Linked DNA regions of Homo sapiens: region 1 is linked to region 2. Evidence: read pairs that join two places in POLR2A ChIA-PET (ENCODE). Cell type or tissue: GM12878. All regions are shown on one strand.

What was found. ChIA-PET counts read pairs that join two places held together with the same protein. Peaks named below come from ENCODE experiments on the same cell type or tissue, not always from the same donor. Only the 100,000 strongest peaks of a DNase experiment are listed, where the experiment ranks them.
Region 1: POLR2A ChIA-PET joins it to region 2 with 8 read pairs; 1 of 35 experiments calls an interaction of 5 or more read pairs at or near these places.

The regions. Positions count from the first base shown.
Region 1 is chr10:110,366,149-110,370,148 of GRCh38, forward strand. No RefSeq gene overlaps it. Among named protein-coding and RNA genes, the nearest start is that of SMNDC1, 63 kb to the left of the region's middle. In GM12878, no CTCF peak of the experiment used is centred here; a DNase peak (open chromatin) is centred at 2,140.
Region 2 is chr10:110,057,613-110,061,612 of GRCh38, forward strand. The region is part of intron 1 of ADD3 (adducin 3); the gene reads left to right. Among named protein-coding and RNA genes, the nearest start is that of ADD3-AS1, 51 kb to the left of the region's middle. RefSeq lists enhancers at 2,354-2,413, 2,464-2,573. In GM12878, no CTCF peak of the experiment used is centred here; a DNase peak (open chromatin) is centred at 2,435; H3K4me3 peaks cover 768 bases; H3K27ac peaks cover 651 bases.

The sequences.
Region 1 (4,000 bases), 310 kb after region 2:
TCTTTTTGACAGCTTGGTATCTTTTTTAACTTTCACAAGAAAACAGAAGTCTGCTTGTGAATAGTATCACCGTTGAACTCAGAGCCTGAAGGAATAGGAGTGGGCTGGGCAGAGCCTGGACTAAAGCCAGGAACCTTCCGTGAGGAAGATGAAGCTCTTGGCATGGGGCTGTTGGCATCCAAGGCCTCCCCAAGCCCTGGCATCTTAGGCCTGGGCTGCCCTGAGACAAAGGGAACCACTAGGGCCTAGCCTGGGTCTAGCCTGGCTAGACTTTTTTCTTGCTGTTCTCACACCTCCGTCTCCTCCTCAGCTTCCCAGGACCCGGCTGGGAGGTGGAGCGTGGCAGATGACCCAGGGCTGCCAAGGCTGGTGGCTCTAGAAGGGACTATTCATCCAAGGATTAGGGCATCAGGAAAGGCCACAGGACAGGGCAGAAGCTAAAGCAACCCAGGAAGGTGGGTTACCTTACAGAGGCCACTAACAATTACTGTTTGACAGCCAGACCCTGCCAAGTTTTCTCAAAAGCCTCCTTCACATTTCTCCTGAGGGTCTATCCAGTAGAGTCTAAGCTATAAGACCTGGATATAGTTACAGAAGATGATGACCCCATGGCTTAAAAGCACCTGCCCCATCTGACGCCTGGAATTCTACCATTGGAGCACTTTGGCCCTCACAGACTTTGAACCCCATTTAACTCCACACATCCTTGGACGAGGTAACATTAAACTCTTAACGCAGTGCATGTTGACACCATGCCAGCAAATGAGAAGCACTTAATATTTTGTAGCTTATAACAGAAGCAGTAAGTAATTAGTAGTTATCATAATCATCGTGAACACTTTAGAATTACTGAACTTCCAGTTTTTTGCAAATAAATTTTTTTGAAAAAAGGCAAAAGAAGAGAGCATTGAGTTTCTGCAGGAGAGAAGGAAGGAACTCACTAAAACCAGCTACAGAGCCCTATAAATTATGTAGCCTTGGGCAAGTCAGCCAAACCATCTGTACCTCAGCATCCCTTTTGGTACAGTGGTGACGGTGATTCTCTAGCTCCTAAGACTTTAAGATAAAATGAGGTAATAGCTTTCTGTGGGTTTTGGAATCATATTTGCCCTGTACATAACTGCAGAGGAGTGTGACTTACAACAACTTCTGTTAGTATCAACACACCAATTCTGCCATTGGTGCCATAGCTGTGAACACAGAGGATATGCTGTCTGTGAAGACCAACTGACCAGCAGCTACACATGGCAGTGGGCAAGGAGGCCCTGTCCAGATTCTGCACCCTGATTACAACTCCTCACCAATGGCTGAGGTCACACTTCACCTGCCAAGTTGCAAGAGAAACCACCAACAGAAGCCTGGGCAGTTTGGTTGGTGGTTCAGAGCACAGGCTCTGGGGGCAAAAAGTTTTGGGGGTCAGGTCTCACCTCCACTACTTACTAGTGGTGTGGCTTTTAGCAAGTTCTTTTTATCTCTAGCGTCAGTTTCTTCTTCTGTAGAATAGGCTAACTGGGCTGTTCTGTGACGGGAATCAACTGAGAGTCTGCATGGAATGTACTTAGCTCAGAGCTGACTTAGTGAGGAGGAAAAATTATAATCCTCATTGCTGCCTGATTTGCCTCCCTTCTCTTGGTCTCCAGTTCAACATTCATTCAGCATATTTTAAATTATACTTCTCTATGGGGAGAAAGAGGAGACCACTCTTGAAAGACATTCAAGAAAAGCAACTGGGTTTTTCTGCATTTCGTGGAGCATACTGATAAGCCCCCGAGGGAGGAAACAGCTCAGGGATGCTCCTTGGGCTGACAGTTGTCATGGAGGAAGCGATGAAGGTGTTTCTCCTTGAAGAAAAGTTGCAGTTGGTGTTTTTCTTTCTTGTTCCCTCTGTGTCTCAGGGAAATGGTGTGAAGCAGTTCCCTGGGAGAATCCAGGGGCTGTGTTATTGCTATCAGTCCACAGGGCTGAGCGTTCTTCCCGACCCTGGGCTGACTCACGTCCACAGGGCAGGCGCTGTCCCCTGGAGATAGCTGCCCTTTCAGAAAAAAGCCCCTGCTGGTGTGGGGAGAAGCATAAGTGGTGTGAAGGGGAAATAGAAACTCACTTGACTTTTACCTAGAAACTCCCTGTTTAGTGTGTGATTCATTATTAAATCCCTCTTTCCTCTCTAGGCTGCAAGCTCTTCAAGGGTCATCTGGTTCACTTCTGTACCCTTAGTGCCTAGGACAGTTGGTGCTCATGTAAATATATCCAGAAAACAAAAATGGATGGATCAATAGACAGGTGGCTGGATGAAGGATTATGATGGCACCCTTGCCCTTGACTGGCCCTCAGGCCAGTTGAAAGGTCAAGATACACCCAACATAGTTTGCAGGTGCAGAAAACAATCTTTATTTAGGCATCAAATTGAAGGTGTAATCTGTGGAGTCCAAATCATTTGGGAAGCCAGTGAGAATAAGCCTCACAGGCCTTCAGCTATAGGAAGTGTAATTAACTATGGGCCTCACCTGCTGTGTTCTGAAATCCATCGATGCTGAGGCCACATTTCCCATAGGCTGCTCCCAGCCAGTGACTGAGCATAGCAGGGTTACTCGGGCAGGCCCCTTCCTGGGAGACAACCAACTCCTCTGACAGCTGGCCTTGCCTGAGGACTCCTCAACAGCTTTGCCAAAGCTTCTTTAAACTGCATGACGGTCTAGGATGCTTTCACCCAACCTTTTCTTCCTCTGTTCTTCACTTGGAGTCAGACTTTTGTGGAGGCCTGATGGCTCCCATTCTTTTTGGTTCCCTCTCCTTTTTTTTTTTTCCCCCTCACATAGACATTTCCCCTAGTAAAATCCTTGCATATTTATTCCTGTCTTTGTGACTGCTTCTCAGAGGACTTGGACTATCACACCTTCAGAAGTTTAAAATGACCACTGTGGCCTAGGGGAGTCAGAGCAGGTTTAATAAAGGAGAAGGCATTCCATGGACTTTCCTAGTAGGGTGCAGATTCCTAGTTAGGGTAGTGGAGGCACAGGTTAGACTGTGGATTCTATGAAATAAGAGGCTGTCTGCATTGTTCATTGTAAATCTTTTGCACCAAACACAGTACCAAGCACATAATGGTCTCTCACGGCATACTTGTTGAATAAATGAATAAACAAAGACTCCTTTTCCCACCTCTATAGCATCAGAATGCTTTCACCTTGCCTGTGTTCCATAAGCCATCACACTTGGCTGTTACTGAAAGAATTACTCATTTATCTCTGCCCCTAGGCTGTTTGCCTCTTTTTTTTTTTTTTTTTTTTTTTTTTTTTTTTGGAGACGGAGTCTTGCTCAGTCACCCAGGCTGGAGTGCAGTGGCGCCATCTCGGCTCACTGCAAGCTCCGCCTCCCGGGTTCACGCCATTCTCCTGCTTCAGCCTCCCGAATGGCTGGGACTACAGGCGTCGGCCACCACACCCGGGTAATTTTTTTTGTATTTTTTTTAGTAGAGATGGGGTTTCACCATGTTAGCCAGGATGGTCTCGATCTCCTGACCTCATGATCCACCTGTCTTGGCCTCCCAGAGTGCTGGGATTACAGGTGCGAGCCACCGTGCCCAGCCGGCTGTTTGCCTCTCAAAGGCAAAGAGATCACATTCTGAAGACTCAGAGGCCTGGCTTATATGTAGTGTCCAAAGAAGAAACTAATAGACTGAACAACGATGGCCGAGGGAGAAGGTGGTCATGAGGATTGGTTATGACATCTGAGAAGTGGCTCATAGTTAGGGGTGAGGGTGGTATTCCTGGTTGCTGGTCGGGGCACCTCACTTTGCCTCTGTGTAAAATGCTGCGCTTCTTCCAGCTGCATCCTGGCACCACAGCCAGCTCCTTTCTTTCCAGCTAACATTCTGTGGTCTCATGAGGACCTTCTATCTGAGGGGATCTTATTTTTTTCAAAATCCCACCATATACATGATTTTGTGGGAACTGCACAGCTCACGGCATGGAGAGGTTAGCTATTCCCAGTTTCACAGATG
Region 2 (4,000 bases):
CTCTTCATCTGATTCTAATTTGCAGTAAAGTTTGAAAACCACTGCTCTAGTCAATAAAACAAAACTAGGCAAAACTCCAGGAAGGCAGGAAGCTTGTTCTCCACTGAGACCCCAGCATGTAAAATGGTAAACAGTAGGCACCCAACAAATATTTTTTGTTGCAATGAAAGAATATACTTTTTAAGAATCACTGTAATTTAAAGAATAAACCAAGCAGTGATTCTTTGAAATAATCCATAGGAGCTAATGATAAGTTAGTGATGAAGTATGGATTCTTTTGTGTATGTATGTAGAAAAGCTGATGCTAGATAATCATTTTCAAAAATTATAGATAAAAATCTTTGCATGAATATCAAGTGGAAATATGCTATCATTTCCCTTATGCATATTTGCATTTAAAATAACCCACAGGGACAAAATGATTTTCCCACTGAAGCTAACTCTTACCATGAAATATTTCTTTGATTTAGTTATTTTCTCCTTTATCTCCTGAAGATTTTTTTTTTTTTTGGCTTGCCATATGCATGCTATTTTGCTTTTCCTTTGTACTTTGGGTTTTTGTGGTGTATTTTTTGAGGAGGGAGATTTCTTTTGCAAATAAAGGCAGCACTCTGTCTCTCCTTTTTTCAGGAAACACCTTTTTTTCTGTGTGATGCAGTCAGTTTTTGTCATTTCCACTTTAACGTGAACTAAGAAGTCATCCTTTTCCTGTGAACAGGAAATTTCCCAGCTGTTGATAAACTGTGGAGCCGCCTGTGAAAAAGGGCAAGATCTCAGAATTCCTTCTCTCGATTCTACATGTTCTTTATTGCTTTCTACATATTGCTGATCTTTTCATTTCTAATGTGTACCATCTGATTGACGAGATGGTGACTTCCTGTTTGAGAGTTAGCTCCATTCTTTGTGTATCATACCCACGGTGATAGTACTTTGTGAGGACTGTGGCAACAGTGCTGTGCTCTCCTCTGATGTAAAGGGTAAGCTGGGAAATCAAGACATTGAAAGGAGTATTAATTTGAAAATAATTCTATAGCATTTTCTTGGGGAAAAAATGCTCACCACCTCCTCTCTTTTCTAAACACACCATTTGAGGATATCACTATTTCCTTTGTATTGAGCCTTTTATGTATGTTGAACTATCATTTGGAATATGATCTGCTGATGTACCTGGGCACCTCTAATCAGCATCTAAGTATCTAGCTCATGATTCTTTTCAGTATCACAAATCCATTCTAAAGTGGAACTGTAGGAAGGATCTGTCATATTACTGTTAAATTATCATTGGTTGCAAAAGTTTTCCCAGTGCCTACAACACTGTCTTCCTTCTTTCCTTGACTCTCATCTTTTAAAATTATAGTTTATAAGTGACATTTAATTTATAAATCACTTAAAAATTACATTAGATCCATTGTGAAGTGCTCTCTTTTCACCTCCATTACCTTGGGCCTGGGTTAGGTGCCTTGTCTGTTAGCTGACACAGGATCCTATGAAAGATAAAGGAAATTCTATTTTTTTAAATTATATGTTGGTACCATGGAAACACTTTCAGAAATGGAAAACTAAAGATCACCCATACAGGCCGGGTACAGTGGCTCATGCCTGTAATCCCAGCACTTTAGGAGGCTGAGGCAGTTGAATCACTTGAAGTCAGGAGTTTGAGGCCTGCCTGGCCAAAATGGTGAAGTCCTGTCTAAACTAAAAATACAAAAATTAGCTGGGCGTGGTGGCGCATGCCTGTAATCCCAGCTACTCAGGAGGCTGACGCAGGAGAATTGCTTGAACCCGGGAGGCAGAGGTTGCAGTGAGCTGAGTGCGCGCTGCTGCACTCCAGCCTGGGTGACAAAGTGAGCAAGACTCTGTCTCATAAATAAATAGGCCGGGTGCAGGTGTCTGTAATCCCAGCACTTGGGGAAGCCAAGGCAGGCAGATCACGAGGTCAGGAGTTCGAGAACAGCCTGGCCACTATCACCATATAGAGACACCCCATCTCTACCAAAAATACAAAAATTAGCCGGGCGTGGTGGCTTGCGCCTGTAGTCCCAGCTACTCGGGAGGCTGAGGCAGAAGGATCGCTTGAACCCAGGAGGCGGAGGTTGCAGTGAGCCAAGATGGTGCCACTGCATTCCAGCCTGGGTGACAGAGCGAGACTCTGTCTCAAAAAAAATAAAAAATAAATAAAGATCATTCATACAAGTATGAATTTCTCAAAGGCCAAAGTTGGTTTTGTCTTTCTTGCTACAACCTGTTTATTCTGAAGAGTACAACCAAACACATTAGTCCCACATGGCTTTTTATTTAGGGACATCATGATGAAAGGTTATTCTGTGGACTCTCAAAGTACTTGTCATCCATAGACTTGCTGACACCTCGTCAAGGCTACTTGAATGGGTGTATTACACAGGCTTGGTCAAAGGGTTAATGCATGCTAGAAATGTGAAGTGAAGGGAATAGAGTTGAGGCTTGGGAACATTTATGTTTTTTAGACTGCGACTTCCTGTTCAGCTGAGAAGATAGTCCTGTAGCTTTGCTGTTAGCTAAGGAGACAGTCTTGTAAGCTTGACAGATCACAGCTGTATCCTGTACTTTGTGTGAAAATGTACTTGCTTTCCCTCCTGTTCATTTCGTTTTTCTAATTTCCTAATATATTAACGTTTATTCCAGTGTTTGATGGAGTAAGAAGTTGGGTATATGCCCACATGAGAATGTGAATAATAGCTAAGTACTAGGTTGTAGGCAGATAGTGGATTAAATATGGAGTGTGTGTGCTGCAAAAACTAAATGACAAGGAAAACCCCCCCTCTGAATAAAATTTTACAAGAAAGTCCCAAAAGCACTTGGATATTTTAGCCTAGTGCTATAATTGAAGCAGTTGTCTTATTTCTTTGCAAATCAGATAATTTCTTTATAAAGAATCAAATGCTTGCTCTGTGTTCTAACCATTCCACCATTTTATTCTCTCTCAAAGCTTGAGGACAACTTCGGGACATTTCTTTCATCTCACTATCCTAAAAATCTTTGCCACTGGAACAATATTAAACTACTTCCTTCCTTGGGATTTTGCACTCTGTCTGAGCCTAATATGCTAGTAGATTGTGTCTATCAACACAAATTCATTTTTTGACATTTGGACAGACAGAACTTGAAGTTTTTCAGTATCTCATCTCATTTGAAGTGGATGTTTCATTGTTGCTATAGAGGAATGACAATTACCGTGTTCTATAGGAGGTGGATTCCAATTTAAGCATTCTTTCCTGAGAGGCAACTTTAAATTTTATAGAGTAGAAAGAGTACTAGCCTGAAGTTAGGTTACGCACATTCTGTATGACCTTAGATAGTGACATTGGGCACCTCTGAATTCTCACAAGTGAAAAGAAAGAATTGGACTAGATGACCTTTAAGGTCCTTTTGACCGTATTTGACATTCACTGAGCCTGAGCTTTGTGCTATGACTATGTTGTCCCTCTCATTGTATTAGTGCCTATTACTCTGAAAAACCCACCGCTATATAATATGAAAGATGAGAAAGAGGTAAGCCAGCTGAGCTGTTTAATTTAGAAAGATGGAGCCATGGTGTTCCAGATGGTGAGGCTCATCCAGCAGAGCCATAAATGACAGCCAAAGTAGATACAGGTAATGCTGATGGCTTCCTGACAGTGTATGTAGTAGAGAGGGACTTATGGGATTGACTTACTGAATGACAGTTTTATTGGTGTAGTGCAGCCTGGAAAAGGGTTGTCAGTCTTTTTTTTGGGTGGAGTGGTGGTTTCTGTGTATGTCCCCTTAATGCTAATTGATGTTGAAAGTATAAATGAGACAGGATTGACTGGAGTCAGCTTTCCTTTGGGAAAGCAGAATGATAGCATCTTCAAGAAGTACTTTTGCAAGGTATAAAGCAAATAGGTACTGTACTTCATAGACACTTCTGCAGTGCCCATAAGTGCTGAAATAGATGAAATTCAGGTGCTTGTAGAGGAAGGAATATCCATTTGCACAGAGACCT